Regions from separate parts of the Homo sapiens genome. Here region 1 is linked to region 2. Evidence: read pairs that join two places in POLR2A ChIA-PET (ENCODE). Cell type or tissue: MCF 10A. All regions are shown on one strand. Region 1 overlaps ELL2 (elongation factor for RNA polymerase II 2). Region 2 overlaps LOC101929710 (a long non-coding RNA gene).

What was found. Peaks named below come from ENCODE experiments on the same cell type or tissue, not always from the same donor. Only the 100,000 strongest peaks of a DNase experiment are listed, where the experiment ranks them.
Region 1: POLR2A ChIA-PET joins it to region 2 with 13 read pairs; 2 of 35 experiments call an interaction of 5 or more read pairs at or near these places.

The regions. Positions count from the first base shown.
Region 1 is chr5:95,920,098-95,928,097 of GRCh38, reverse strand. All of the region lies in intron 2 of ELL2 (elongation factor for RNA polymerase II 2), which reads left to right. Among named protein-coding and RNA genes, the nearest start is that of ELL2, 38 kb to the left of the region's middle. RefSeq lists a silencer at 191-240 and enhancers at 3,079-3,373, 3,855-3,994. In MCF 10A, no CTCF peak of the experiment used is centred here; a DNase peak (open chromatin) is centred at 3,177.
Region 2 is chr5:96,089,721-96,097,720 of GRCh38, reverse strand. The region is part of intron 1 of LOC101929710 (a long non-coding RNA gene); the gene reads right to left. It also overlaps a transcript of CAST not described here. Among named protein-coding and RNA genes, the nearest start is that of MIR583, 15 kb to the right of the region's middle. RefSeq lists an enhancer at 7,096-7,597. In MCF 10A, no CTCF peak of the experiment used is centred here; DNase peaks (open chromatin) are centred at 2,640 and 3,440.

The DNA.
Region 1 (8,000 bases), 170 kb after region 2:
TGTCATCACCCCTTTTTTCCTGGAAATACCCAACTACCAAACAACACACACTCAGACACCTGTGTTCTTCTAAATACTTTTTAGCCATGAAGCTACAAAAATGAATCATAAGAAAACTCCCTTTGAAGCCCCTTTTTAGCTGACGAAACCAACACTGGTCAGTTGTACAGTATTTAAAAATAAGAAGTACACTTAACCAGTTAATGGATTCATTTACATTAAGGTGCTCATTATCACATTCAAAGTAAAATATACACACATATGTGTGTGTGTATGTCTATATACACACATATGTGTGTGTGTATGTCTATATACACACATATGTGTGTGTGTATGTCTATATACACACATATGTGTGTGTGTATGTCTATATACACACATATGTGTGTGTGTATGTCTATATACACACGTGTGTGTGTATGTCTATATACACACGTGTGTGTGTATGTCTATATACACACGTGTGTGTGTATGTCTATATACACACGTGTGTGTGTATGTCTATATACACACGTGTGTGTGTATGTCTATATACACACGTGTGTGTGTATGTCTATATACACACGTGTGTGTATGTCTATATACACACGTGTGTGTATGTCTATATACACACGTGTGTGTATGTCTATATACACACGTGTGTGTGTATGTCTATATACACACGTGTGTGTGTATGTCTATATACACACGTGTGTGTATGTCTATATATACACACGTGTGTGTGTGTATGTCTATATATACACATACACATACTGAAACAATTCCATTCTTCCAGGCAAAATACCCTGGAGTCATCCTTGATTTCTCCCCTTCATTCCTTATATTTAGTATGTCTAGGAATCCTGCTGCCTGTACCTGCAAAATACATCCCAGATCCATCCATTTCTCCCTGTCCTGGTCCTAGGCATCATTATCTCGTTCCTGGACTTTCATACATATGTGCCACAATGGCAGGAATCTTTGTCAGTTTTATTCACTACTATGTCATAGAAACCTAAACAGTGCCTAGCACAGTAGTACTCAGTTAATATGTGTGGAATAAGTGAATTAAATGAAAGAATCAATTAATCCATGTCATCTTACCAGAAACACTAACATTTAGAAGGCTAATTTCATATTAATAGAGAAGCCATATTAAGAGAGCCAAAAATTACTCAAGGTAGTTTTTTGTAATTTCAGTTATATAGCAACTGAGTGTATTGGGTGTATTTTATTTTTAAAAATTAGTACTTTACTTCCATCGATGTTATTGTGTATTTGTAATTAAAATTGGTTTTGAAATGTTGCCGTCGATGATATTTTCTCCAAAATGGTCATAAATTTAAAAGAATACATTAGGGATGAGAATGCAGTTCTCAGGAATTATTTTTCTAATAAGACTGTATCCTACAGAAATAAGAGAAATAGGAAATCTCAGTATTAGGCTGCTATACTCTTTAATCCAGAACTAGAAATTTTAATACTGGATCCAGGGGAACCATGTGAAAAATAACAGGGAAAGCAATTTCACCTTACTTTTTCCTTGCTTAATATACATCTTGCTAAAGAGGAACAATGGAAGGAAATAAATGGACTTATTTTTCCTGAATTATTTATTAATTATAATTCCTGAATTATTGTTATATGACCTGAATTTTGGGGATAACTGCCAATATTTCTCTTTGTGCTAGAAAAATTTGGCATTTTGCACTACTCTCTTCAGTAAAATAGCTATCATATGGAAATTTCAGACGGCTCTAATATGTGTTGGATCCTCTCTACCCTCTGCCCTTCCCTGTCAGTAGGAATATTTAGCTCTTATTGATTTCTCTAATACTTAACTTTTTCTATTGCCAGTGAAGGCTACCCTCCCCTTCCTACTCCTCCACCCTTCAGCATTGGTTTGCACATCTGGGCTGATGTGAGAGGCTTTTTTTTTTTTCTCCCCTCAACCCATAATGTTTGGGCCTAAAGTCATAACTGCAGGTCTAGTTTAAAAAATAGCACATGTGGCTTTCAGGTTGAGGTTTCTATTTTCTGTTCTGATTCTAGACTATTCTGTCCCTAAACTGTGGAGCCTGAATAGTACATGCAAATATATTTCTCTAGCTTAAAGTATATTTTCTAGATTTTAAGGAAGTCACAGAATCAAGAGTCTAGAAATAATTTGAGAACAACAGAGAATTCTAATGTTTAAATGTTTGCAGTAAGTTTGTATCTAAGCTAATATATAGTCTATATATAGTCAAATAATAGATTTTAGATAAAATTAAGAGATGGACTGGCTTCCTGGGATGCCGGAGGGGAGGTGGGTTCTGAGGCCATACAAATTGGGAAACTATTCAGTATGAAAAGACCCACAGCAAAGAAAGTTATTTTGTTTAACTTGGCATTTCCTAAATTTATTTGAGGAAAGAACCCCTCTTTCACATAAGGAAACTTTTCAGCATGCTTCAGAAATGCTGGTGGAAAGAAAGCAAACACTTCAGTTCTAGGCCTGGCTCAGGCATTAATCCACCTTTTCATTTAACAAATATGCATTGAGTGACTACTTTGTGCCACGCACCACTTGAGGTGCTGACAATATATTCAGGGAACACAACAGACAAAAGCCTCTGTCCTTGCAGAGCTTATATTCTAGTGAAGGGAGAAAGACTATAAACATAATATGTTAGTATTACAAGGTAATGAGTGTTTCAGACAGCCATGGAGCAGGCTCGGATTTGTAGTACAGGGGTTGTCAATCTAAGTATGACTCTAACTTGAACAAATCACTAAGCCTCATTGTCCCTAATCTATAAAAAAGAAATTATAGATGATCTTGGCCCGCTCAGCTATATGAGTCCACTTTAACACCAGGAATTGTCATGTCAAACCATGGTACTGCTGGTTCACTGAGCATTTACAATCACCTTATCAGAAAAGGTGTCTGTCAAACAAGAATTCTGTAAGTTTGAATGATTTGTAATCCCACAGAAGAACAAAACACTTAAATAAATGAAGAAAACCCTTGCTGGTTCTATTTTTAATCTAATGTATACCTCAATCCAATATTGAGTAGAAAGTATTTGACTCAAGGACAGGAAACCTGCAGTAAAGGTACCAACAGCTTTTCAGCAGATGTTAGCATTCACATATGAGAAAGTTGCAGCAGTGTGCACATTGTGCTTCTGCCCTAGATCCTTATGTAAATAGGACGTCCGTGACTTGATGTTGAAATGACCTTTCAGGCAGTATTCTGTTGCCACATGCCTGAGCTTGTATCCCAGAGTAATTAGACGTTTTGACTTACACATCTTGGTATACAGTGTTTATGCTAATTATAAATGTCTGAAAGTTTCCTGAAACTTTTTCTTTGTAGCTTTTTATCAAAGACAGACAGGAGGTTGGGAGGAGGGTTGTGGATTGTGGTCCTAAGCCTTTGATTTTCAGTCTCTCATTTTTGGAATGAAAATTAAAATCTGCTTTTCCAGTTGCCGAGACATGGTGGTATATTTTTATATTCTTCATCTTGAACAAGAAACTGTTTGGAATCACAGCATTTTAATACTTTTTAAATAATATTTTATTCTTAAGGCATTTAGCTAAAAATTCAAGATTGTGAGTCCCTAAATAAAAATTATTCCCAACTGACCTGTAGGAAAAGCTTAAAATACTAAAATTAAAATGGAGAAGTTTCTATCTCACAAAGGAATGGTCTTCCAATATTGTTTCAAAATCAGACCTCAAAACTTATTTCCTGTGGTGGTTACCTCAGTCCTCAAAGCTGACCCTAGGTCTACCAGTAGCAGTCAGTACATTTTCACTTCCTCCTCCTCGTATTTCATGAACCTGAAGGCTAGTTTTTAAGAAAATGCTTTATAACCATTTTGGAAAAAAGAACTGTGTAGATACACAATGGAATAGGCTCCTGCATATCAGAGGGGACTGACGCATATCCACAGGTTCCTCTGAAACTCTGCCTGAATGGCTCTAGATTAGACAAGGTCTCAGACCCACCCTAGCTCTGGCCTTCAACAGTCCCACAGGTTCTGGTCTGCTCTGAAGTTGCCATAGTTTAGTTCTAAAGCTTCCCTCTCACCAACCTGCCCTAATTGTCATATATTACCTGCTCTTTCCAATAAGTCTCCTGCTTTCCTGTCCATTGGCCAAATTGTTACACAGCCTTACCAGCCATAAACATAAGTGCTACCTTATATACCCATTTCATTCTTAAGAGTATACTTGGATATTGATACAATTAACTTTGTGTCTAATTAATACATCTTCAAGAAATTAGATGCACTAAGTCTACAAACCCTTTTGAAATTTTAAGGATGTAAAATTTGCCTGAAAACATCTTGCTCTTGAAAAGCTTCAGATTAGCTCAGACCATACCATCTGCATTGATGCTGCTCTGAAACTACCAAGAAAAGGCAATGTAGAACTCTGATTGGCCTGGGCTTAGCTCAGACCATACCATCTGCATTGATGCTGCTCTGAAACTACCAAGAAAAGGCAATGTAGAACTCTGATTGGCCTGGGCTCCATGTCCCTTTGTTCCCTAACCTCTAAGCTCCACTTCAGCTCCATAGCTGCAAAGAAACTCATGACGTGCATCAAGAGTCACCCTTTGGTCCCAAAGTGAACACTATTTGCCCTGATGCCTGCCCCTGCCGTGTCTGCGTACTGCTCAAATATACCCATAGTGTTACACGCAGGTAGGAGAGACTGTTGAGAAGTTCTGCTATCAGAGGTGAGGACAGAGGTGGTTTGTTACTGATCTTTAGCAGTCTGAGAATCTTATCATTGTGTGTGGCATATGATAAGAACAAGGAAAAATGGTAGGGATTGAAAGCACTCTGCAGATAAGTTACTCTGTATTTCTTTTTTTTTTTTCACTTTATTTTTTATTTTTATAGACACAGGGTCTCATTGTGTTGCCCGGGCTGGTCTCGAACTCCCAGGCTCAAGTGATCCTCCCACCTCAGCCTCCCAAAGTGCTGGGATAACAAGTGTAAGTCACCACACCCAGCCTCTGATTTCTTTTCTAAGGGGATGACCTATTTCTGTTTATAATCCAAAATTTATCAGCCTTGGCCCTACTGATATTTTGTACTGCGTAATTGGAGGGAATGTCCTGTGCAGTGTAGGGTGTTTGGCAGTATCTCTGGCCTCCCACTACATGCCAATAGCACCCTCCCAGACCAAATGTCCTCTGGGGGACAAAATTGCCCCTTGTTAAGAACCACTGTTTTAATCTATGTGTAACACAAATTTCAAAACACTTTGGTGAGTACATAGCATGGATTATGATTTTTTAAAAACTTTGTTTCTTTTTAAGCTGATTCTATTCTAGTCATGGTCATATTTTTTAAATCTGTAGCTTTTTTCCTACTGAAGAGACTTTTAAAAAACAAGAATATGAAAGTCTTCTGTGTCCACCATCAGGCCAAACTATAATGCTTTAAGAGAAAAAAATGCATAGAAAGATAATTATTTTACCTTAAAAAGCATAAATGTTACTTAAGAAGTTAGGATTGGGTGGTTTGGAGGATGAGAAAGGAAAAAGCTACATTTAAGTAACAAAGGTTTGTTAAGAGCTTTCTGTAACACTCTGTTTAGTGGACATTTGAACTAAAGGACTCCAGCCATGAAGTTAAAAGTTTTCACTAAAAGAACACTGCACATTTGCAGAATTTGAGTACAGACTCTAATCACTCTTGAAAAATAGGGGGAAAAAAACTGTACAATTCAACCTTTTAAAAATGCAATTTAGGCTGGGCGCAGTGGCTCACGCCTGTAATCCCAGCACTTTGGGAGGCCAAGGCCAGCAGATCACGAGGTCAGGAGATCAAGACCGTCTGGGCTAGCACAGTGAAACCCTGTGTCTACTAAAAATACAAAAAATTAGCCGGGCGTGGTGGCGGGTGCCTGTAGTCCCAGCTACTTGGGAGGCTGAGGCAGGAGAATGGTGTGAACCAGGAGGCGGAGCTTGCAGTGAGTTGAGATCGTGCCACTGCACTCCAGCCTGGGCGACAGAGAGATTACGTCTCAAAAAAAAAAAATGCAATTTAGAGTCTACCAGATGGGATGGTCTTACATTCTCTGATAGGTATGGAAGTACTGCTATATTCCCAAACCTGAGCTATGCAGTAGGGAAAACTTTAGATCTAAACCGAAGCTGGAGCCTCATAGGAAGATGAAATATCATATGGAGATGAGACCTCTTTAAAACCACTTTTAAAATTTCTCCAACCAGGTTCTGCAGATCTAGATGAAGGGTTAGGGGAGAAGATGGATGGAAGTTAAATGAGTCATGCCTAGGGAGGGGATTTCATTCAGGTGTCCACACCTTTCTTACCTATCTAGGCATATCCCTTCTCTGTCAGCAGAACCCTGCTCTTCCCAGAGAAACAAAAGCAGACATTAGTGAGTACTGTTATACCAGTATGCAGGTAGCCTTATGTTCTCTTGTGCCTGACGCAAGCATTCCTTTGGCTCCTGTTTGCCTCTACTGCTGTAGGATTAAGAAGTTGCCAATATATGTATGCCAACTAGGCGCTGAGCGTGCACACCCAGTAAGACAGCCTGATGAATACCTACCTACAGAGTAAATTAAGACTTGTTCACAAAGTTACAGCACTTTAGAACTGGGGAAAGTTTTGGGAATTAAAGAGTAACGTTAGGGCCCTCAAAAGATATTTATAAAATAGATAAAAACACAGAAACTTGTGCCAGGAGTTGTCTCTAATTTCAAATAGGGAGTCAAAGATAGTTTAAATTCATGGATGATGGAGGCTCTATGGAGTATTATCTATCTATAGTATCTTTGGTGAAATTTGACCTTTTAAAGCTCTATACAAGTCATCTGAATCTCCTTTCAAAAAACATTTTTCTTTGATTTATTACTTCTTGTTCATTTATTCCTTCAACAAATATTTATTATATGTCTACTATGTGCCAGATACTACAATTGTCTCCCTTCTTACCTTTTTTTCTTTTTACCTTTTTCCAGGGTTGGGAGGAAGGGAAGGCAGGAATTGGTGACTGCAGTTCTTTCCTATAGGTCAAGGTTTGGGAGACTTTTAGATTGAGCAATTCAGTGGTTGCAGGTTATCTTGCAGGGCAGAGCAAAGGCAGGAATCATACATGCCTTTGCCCATGCCTGTGCCCATTCATGAGTGTGAGTGCATACACGCTAAGCAGCAAGTTAGTGCTGTCTTCATCTTATAATGGAAAGGACAGATTTTTTGGAGAATGAGGATTATAAAACACTTTTCCCTTCCCTACTTGTCTGCTAAATTACTAAGACTGTATGTTTGGGAGCTGAAGTTCGGTTAAGTCATATTTTACATTCTTGCCAACTAATCCTTTTTTTTAATTATCACCTAACACCATGCAGACCCAAGGGAGGAAAGGTTTCAGACACTAGGAAGAGTGGAGCAGTTGAAGGACAGAAGATTCCAATTGCACACACCTTTTTTGAGCCCCTACTACATATCAGGCAATGTGGCCAATGCAGGACCTCAGTGGTCTTTAACAACTCTGTCCCTTTGCTCCTGGGACTTCTCATCTAGTAGGGAAGCCAGCCCTTGAACAAGAGTGTAGAAAATACATCTGCCTGTGGTGAAACCCCGTCTCTACTAAAAATACAAAAAAATTAGCTGGGCGTAGTGGCGGGCACCTATAATCCCAGCTACTCAGGAGGCTGAGGCAGAGAATTGCTTGAACCGGGGAGGTGGAGGTTGCAGTGAGCCAAGATCGCGCCACTGCAGTCCAGCCTGGGCAACAGAGCGAGACTCCGTCTCAAAAATAAATAAATAAATAAATAAATAAATAAATAAATAAATAAATAAATATTAAAAATTTAAAAATAAAAATAACAACAACAACAAAGAAAATACATCTTCCTGTTCCACAGTGTTTCCTGGGGCTTAGCCTAGGAGTGACCTACAGAATCATCTCTGTAGGCTGCAGACCCTGTTTCTGTAAACATGAGGATGTATAATGGCATCTTAGGACAGCAGTTTTTACCTGTG
Region 2 (8,000 bases):
GATAAACAAAATGTGGTACATATACACCATGGAATACTATGCAGCCATAAAAAAGAATGAGATGATGCCCTGTGCAGGGACATGGATGGAGCTGGAGGCCATTACCCTTAGCAAACTAACACAGGAACAGAAAACCAAATACCACATGTTGTCACTTGTAAGTAGGAGCTAAATGATGAGGATACATGGACATATAGAGGGGAACAACACACTGTGGCCTTCAGAGTGGGGAGGAGGGAAAGAATCAGGAAAAATAACTAATGGGAACTAGGTTTAATACCTGGGTGATGAAATAATCTGTACAACAAACCCCATGGCACAAGTTTACCTATATAACAAACCTGCACTTGTACCTCTGAACTTAAAGTAAAAGTTAAAAAAAAAAAAAAAAGACTTTGAGCTCATCCTACCTTGAAATCCCAATTAAGAACTGGGTGTGGCTCATGAACTCCACAGCAGACACAACTAATTCAAAAAGGCTAATATTATAACTAAATCAGAGCCCTCCAAAGCTCCAAAGCTCATAGTGAGCAAACTATGAAAGCTCAAAGAGCTTCCCCATTCACTTAGGATAAATCATTTCTTTGGAAATCATTTCTTTGGAAAGGCTCAATTATTTAGATCAAAGTCTCCTAGAATCACCTACAAAGCTTTTAAGACATATTCCTGGGTCCTACGTCAAACTTAATCAAAATATCAGGTGGCAGTGCAAAGGAAATTATATTTTTTTAAAAGGACCCTGGAGAATTTCGATGATCTTTATGACTCATATGCATGAATAAATGCAAAAGACTGCCAACAGGAGTCTATTGGCAAGAATTTTTTCCAAGAGTAGCATCTTTCACCAGCTCTGACAGAGACAATGCCACTGCCCTGTTTAGATCACTAGTGTGGGGTTGTCACTTCATTTCATGTGATCAAGTACTTTAGGGATCTGCTGGACCCAACCAAAACTAGCCCTTCATTCAGATGGTAGAGGCCATCTGGAGTCAGACACTTCTGCTGCAGACGGTAATGGAAAGGGTCTTAAACTGGGCCTTCAAACAAGAGGATTTGAGAATGATGCAGTCAACTGTGGATATATAGGAAATAGCTTACTAAATGGCTAAATAAAATGGAAACAAGATTGCAGCTATCACACAGAGAGGTTTGGGTAGTGACTAAGAATTCCTCTTCCCTAAAGTAATGACAGTTGTTCAGCAGGAATGGTTAGGCCAATGGCTTTGTTCCCCTCCCTTTCCCTGGGTCTTGTTCTATCACCTTCCTTTGTCCTTTTCTGTGTGGCAGGGATTGAGACAGTGGAGGGCTGATGTTAAAGCTCTGGGACCAGTCTCTCTAAATAAGAATAACAGTTAACTTTTACTAAGCCCTTAGGACTGTAGGGCTTTGTCCTCAATTGTTTACAAGCATTATTTCATTTAATGAACAACTTTAGGTCATTTGAATGACTTGAGCAGCAAAGGAGCCTCTGATGATTTATTCTAAAGATCCAAAGTTTCTTGTCCTTATCTTCCAGTATACATGGAGGTTCCCTGCACAGTAAATGGCAAAAAGCTATTTCTACCTCCTTTTAGGGCAGCTTCAGAGGAAGTTTACTTGAATCACACCTTCCATGATTGAGATTAGGTAAAGGATGAAGTTACTGATAATGAGGTTAGGTCTTTCACTGTGGCCTGAGTACCACATAACCCATTCTGGTATCTTCTTCCATCTGAATAGCTGATGTCTACAAAATCAATTAAACTGGCTATATTTTGGCCAAAACAAAGAGGAATATGGTTACAGAGTTGGATCAACCTTGTCAACAACTGCTTTTTTCTGTTATTTAAATACAATCTAAGTTGCTAAACACTAGAATTAATAATAAGGAAAAGTTGGGCTCTCTTTAAGGATTTTTTTTTAATGTTATGTCTTTTCTGAAGATGTTTTCAGTGGGTCTTTGTCAAGAAGATAGGGACAAGGAAGAAAGAACCAAGGTCTCTTCTGGTCAAGGAATGTGATGATTCTATCATATTCAGATGCAATTTCTTTTTGGTGCCTAGCATATCTTCTTCAAACTTAAAATGAGGAGTATTGTTGATGATTTGCCACAGGTTAAAGTAGAGAATGTATCACCCTTTCATATAATAGGTCTTTTTTTTTTTTTTTTTTTTTTTTTTTTTTTGAAACAGAGTCTCTGTTGCCCAGGCTGGAGTGCAATGGCACAATAATAGCTCACTGCAGCCTGGAACTCTTGAGTGCAAATGATCCTCTTGCCTCAGCCTCCCAAGTAGCTGGGAATACAGGCACCTGGCTAATTGTTTTTTTTTTCTTATAGAAACAGGGGTGTCTCTATGTCACCCAGGCTGGCCTCCAGCGATCCTCTCACCTGGGCCTCCTAAAGTGCTGGGATTATAGGTGAGCCACTACACCTGGCCAGAATTCTACCTTAGAACACTTTTACAAGTGTTCTAAAGACAAGCTGATCAAGAAACCTTAATTGGGGGAGAAAAAACAAAACAGCAAACCACACCAAGTGTGTTTGCAAACCAGCATTTCCTAGAGCCATGTGGCTGCATTTTGGTCAAAATGCTGCATTTGCAAAAATGACTGACACAAGATACAGCCTAAATCCAACCATTTCACCCTTTTCTTGCACAATGACCTTGGCTCTGAGCCAAAGTCCCAAAAAGCAAGAAGAAGTTACCATTCCAGGCAGCTAAATATAGTAAGAGAAATGGAATACTCATTTTTTTCAAGGCAAGCAGGCCATTGTAAGAAGCAAAACAAGAATTTGGGTTTGCTGGATGATTTAAATAACTATAAGGAAGACTTTTGTAGCCTAATTACTTCACAAGAGCTAACAGCCAATGGAGAGTAATATGCAAGCCTCTGTATTGCTTGTTGTAATACACAAGTCCAAACCGTAGAGAACCAATGTCACGTAATTTAAAAATAAAACATGTAAACAAGTTGGCAGGTTTGCTGAGCCTGACTTCTTGCCCAAGCTCTTCACAGTAGAGTGAGGAAAAGTCATGATTTAAAGTCAAACAGCTAGCGTTCAACACCCAGCTCACTTCACCTCTCTCAACTTTTCTCCATATCTTTATCAGTAAAATGGGAATGATAATTCTATCTACCTCATAAGATCACTGAAAGTATTAAATATTTCACTACATAAATGTTTGCTGGCATTAGAAAGACTCGCAGCACAGCTCTCTTCTAAGTGTATCTTATTTTCAGCCTATATCAGGAGAAGGAGATATGGCAGTAATGGAATCAAATGTCCCTTGGACCAGAAAGGAAAAAAAAAAAAAGGTCACCCTACTGTAAAAGATTTGCAGTCCTTTGTGCCCTAGAATCTTCTTAAATTTCATCAGTCTCCTAGTGAGTATTACTGGCTCCCTTAGTCATATATATGAGTTAAACAATTTCTAATGCCACTCTCTCAATGCCAAATCTTTGGAAATTCACTGGGCATAAGGGGTGGATCAACATGACTACATTATTAGTCAGAGAACAAACATTCTAGGTAAGTAATTTGGTTTTCTCCCAAAGATTAAATACGTTTCCACCTGTGGAGACTAATGGGCTCCAGGGATCTTTTTCTGTGTATTTAACAACAAGATAACTAAGTGGCAAAGTCAATAATCAGACAGTAGGTGCAAGTAACCAACTAACTTCCTTACAAATAGTTTTTCCTTGAGGGAAATAAGGCATGCCTTTAAGACAAGGGCTCTGTAATCTGAAACATGAGGACAGGAAGATTGCCAACCAGGAATAGGTTCTAGTAGAGCAATCAGCTCAAACTCTAATCTTTGCAGGGAATGGAGTTCAGGACACAAACTTCTTTGAGCTTGGTCAGCCAGGCAAAAAGCCTAGGACTTTGAATAGTTTCTTCTCTCAATCTACCAAATCTAAACAATTACCCTAGTGATTTTCCCTTTGAAATATATTCATAGTTTCTTCTTCTTTTCTATCTGTACTTATCTCTCTCATTTTACCATCTCCTGCCTAGATACCCATGGGCCTCATAAGTAGTTTTCCAGACCCTTCAAACCCATACTGCCAAACACTGTCCAAGTGACAGTATCAAACAGGCCTCTGTTAAGATACGCTGTAGCTCAAAATGCAAGGTGCAGCTCCCTGTGGTCTCTAAGTCTGACCTCTTTTATCACACTTCTAAGGTCCTGCATAATCTTACAGCACCCTACCAGCTGGGCTTATTTTCCAGTCAGACTGGCTTCCTCGCCAGGCACCCATGAACACGCAAGACATGCTCCACCCTGCCCATTGTCCCTTCACTACTTAACAGCTGCTGCTGGCTCTTAGTGGAATGCCCTGCTTCTCCAAATGCACACAAAGCCATACTCATTCTTCAGGACCTAGATTTAACCTTTTCTTCCTCCTGCACTGCTCAATAAACATTTTCTCTGTACCATGTACTGTATCACTTAACAAAACAGCTGTATATTGTTCACCTGTTTCATATATGCCCTAGACTTGTCTCCATAACTAAATAAAGAATTGGGTCACCGAATGCTGATCCTCATGCCAAATATGATCCCAAACACATCTAGTTTGGTCCCTCATTTTTTTTATTTTAATTTGAGAAATGTAACACAACCCCCAGCACTGCCTATAGAATTTTCTCAATGATATCAATCTTCACACATCAATCTTTAAATTTTTTAAATTAAGAATAACAATATCTGAATATGTGTCAATAAAACCTCTAAATCTTGACTGTAGGAGAAAAGGCATTGGGTGAATTGGAAAAATCGCCGAACAATGATTAAGGAGATCTGGATTCTAGGCCCCACTCTGCCGCTAAATAGCTCTGTGATCCTAGTTAAGCTACACGGTGTCTCTCCAAAATGAAGGGGTTGGACTGGGTGACACTATGGTCTCTTTCAGCTCTTTCTATGATTCTAAAGCTGCCAATGTGGCATTAGAGCCTGGTTTGATCATGTCTGAAAAGTAGAATTTAAGAGGTTTTTCTTCCGGAAATAGAAAAGCTTCAGGGTCTTCCCTTTATAATCACAATATTAGTTAGGAAAGTTGGCCTCAAATTATTCCCCTTTATGAGATAGTATGTTATAGTAATCTTCTAGGTCAAATACAAAAGAGACAATGGGTTAATTTTCACTCTTTGAAAGTTATCATGTATATTTTAAACCAACTCAGTAATGGCCCATCTTAAATTTGGGTGTCATGAAGCTACACGATGAAGCTACATGAAAACCTAAGCCTAACTCAAGTTTGGAAGGGGAAGAGTTGAGGATGTATATTGAATGCCATGTTAGAGACCCAAGAGAATTTTATACATAAATCCTGAAAGAGCAAATGTTTTTCCTGCTTTCTAGTCAAATGTATATTTTAAGCAGTAAGAAATACTAACAAAATCTGCCATAAATTCCTGAGAATTTTTTTATTTCTTTTTATTTTCCAGTGGTCTTGAGGATAAGAGCATCGCTTTGAAAGAATAAAAAACAGAAAGCAAGTTATAATAAGGTACCTGTGAAAGATAATTTATAAAGCAATACATATATGCAGGAGAGTTTTCTAAGGGAGAGGAGTAGACAAGAAGGAAATGATGTCAAAGGGGTGTCTTCAAAGGATGTCAGTCAAATGAGAATGGTAAGTGTGTCACAAAATTAGTCACAGTGTGATTCTGCTTTGGGGATTTCATTCATTCATTCATCACTCATTTATTCATCAAGTGCTTAGGTCATGTGCTGGGCACTTAGGTTATGATAAAGGGAAAGACCTTCCCTGCAAGAACTCACCATCAAATGGAGACAGCCAAGGTCTGATTTGGTACTAACCCTGACTGAGTGCTCACTGTGTGCCAGGTACTAAGCACACCAACCCCACGAGGCAGGTGCCATTGTTATTCCTGTATCACATGAAGAAATCATGGCTTTAAGAGATTCAGGGCCAGGTACGATGGCTCATGCCTGTAATCCCAGCACTTTGGGAGGCTGAGGCAGGAGGATCACGAGTCCAGGAGCTTGAGACTAGTCTTGGCAACATAATGAAACCCTGTCTCTACTAAAAATACAAAAATTAGCTGGGCGTGATGGTGCACACCTGTAGTTCCAGCTACTCGGGGGACTGAGGTGGGAGGATCACTTGAGCCTGGGAGGGCAAAGCTACAGTGAGCCCTGATCGTGCCACTGCACTCCAGCCTGGGTGACAGAGTAAGACCCTATCTCAAAAAAAAAAAAAAAAAAAGGCCAGGCATGGTGGCTCATGCCTGTAATTCCAGCACTTTGGGAGGCCAAGGTGGGTGGATCACCAGAGGTCAGAAGTTCAAGATCTGCCAGCCTAACATGGAGAAACCCCATCTCCACTAAAAATACAAAAAAATTAGCCAGGCATGGTGGCGCGTGACTGTAATCCCAGCTACTCAGGAGGCTGAGGCAGGAGAATCGCTTGAACCTGGGAGGTAGAGGTTGCAGTGAGCCAAGCTTGTGCCACTGCACTCCAGCCTGGGCGACAGAGCGAGGGTCTGTCTCAAAAAAAAAAAAAAGAGAGAGATTCAGTAACATGCCTGAGATTACCCAGCTAAAAATGAGCAAGGCTGGCTTTCAAATCCAGGCCTGTCTGTCTCCAAAGCCAGCAGCCTCCACCCCAACCCTACACTACAAACAGACGGCAATAAGTAGTAATGGAGACAGGTGCAATCTACTGTAATGTACCTTCCCCCCAGGCATCTCTCTCCTCACCAAAATGCACCTGGGAACCTGCACACAGGAACATATTCCAAAAGCTGGGAACAATGGATGGGCATCTGGTCTCTCACTAGAGCTCAGAAGAACTCAGTCCTCCTCTGTGGACTTGAGGCCATGGCCTCAAGCTTCGGCAGCATCTGAAGTTGATGTATGTGTGTACAACTACAGCAACTAGATGGAGGCCACAGGGGAACCAAAGCAAAACACTTTAGTTGCTTCCTGTTCTCTGCTGATCTCCCAAAAGAAACACACGCACACACACACACTCCATTCCACAGAAGTTCCCTCAGAAGGTACTTTATTTTAAAAATACCCTCTTCTTCTCACCAACACAGACATGATTTTTAATATATGTTTTAAAAACAAAACATAAAAAAGTCTTTTAAAAAAATTTTTCAACCTCTTCCGGAAAGTGAAGGCCCCAGGAGACCTTGGGGAAAAAGATTCTAGGTAGCTCCATGGCTGTTTAGTCCCCCTGAACTAAACAGCTGCCAGAACTAAGAGGACCCCAGAGAGGCCTAATGGTCACAGCCACTAAGAAGTGTGAAGCTAGCTTGGGGAGCTCTGGGGAGGATGCTGCCAGCTCAGTGGGAACTAATGGCCCCACCTGCTCTAACACCAGCTCAGAGACTGTTTTAAATTACAACACTGGTAGAGGTTTTGTTTATTTGCTTTGTGGTACCTTGTTCTCTCTTTTTGTTGTTTAACTTAGTAAGCCATAGAACCTTCAGTCAGCTGCAAGGGGAAGACATGCTCTCAAGAAGGACAAAGGAACAAGTTTTGGCTGCCATAAGGTACTAGAGACCCGTATCCCACCAACATAACAACCTGAAGCCTTGCAAGGGGAAGGGAATTAGCTTTCATCAAGGCTTGATTAAGGATTATGGCCTAGGCATCGTGCTAGGGACCTTACTTAACCTTCACAATAACTCTTGAGATACTATTAATCTCTTTTACCAGGGGGAAGGAAAAAAAATAAGATTAGCACACTGGGATACCACCAAATAATTTGCAGAGTGTCACACAGCTAATTAGTGGGGGAGGAACTAAAGGTCTGACTCCAAAGCCCAGTCAGAGAATATCCTTTCTGTGGAAAGCAAGAAATAAGAAGAAATACGAATGAGAAGATAAAAAATCAACATCTTCTATTTACTTATCATTTATTTAGTTACCTATTTACTTGAAGAATAATTATATGCACAAGAGAAACATTTTAAGCTTTATAAAAAAGCATACAGTGAAAAGTAAGTCTCCTTCAATCCTTCTCTCTTGATTTCCCAATTC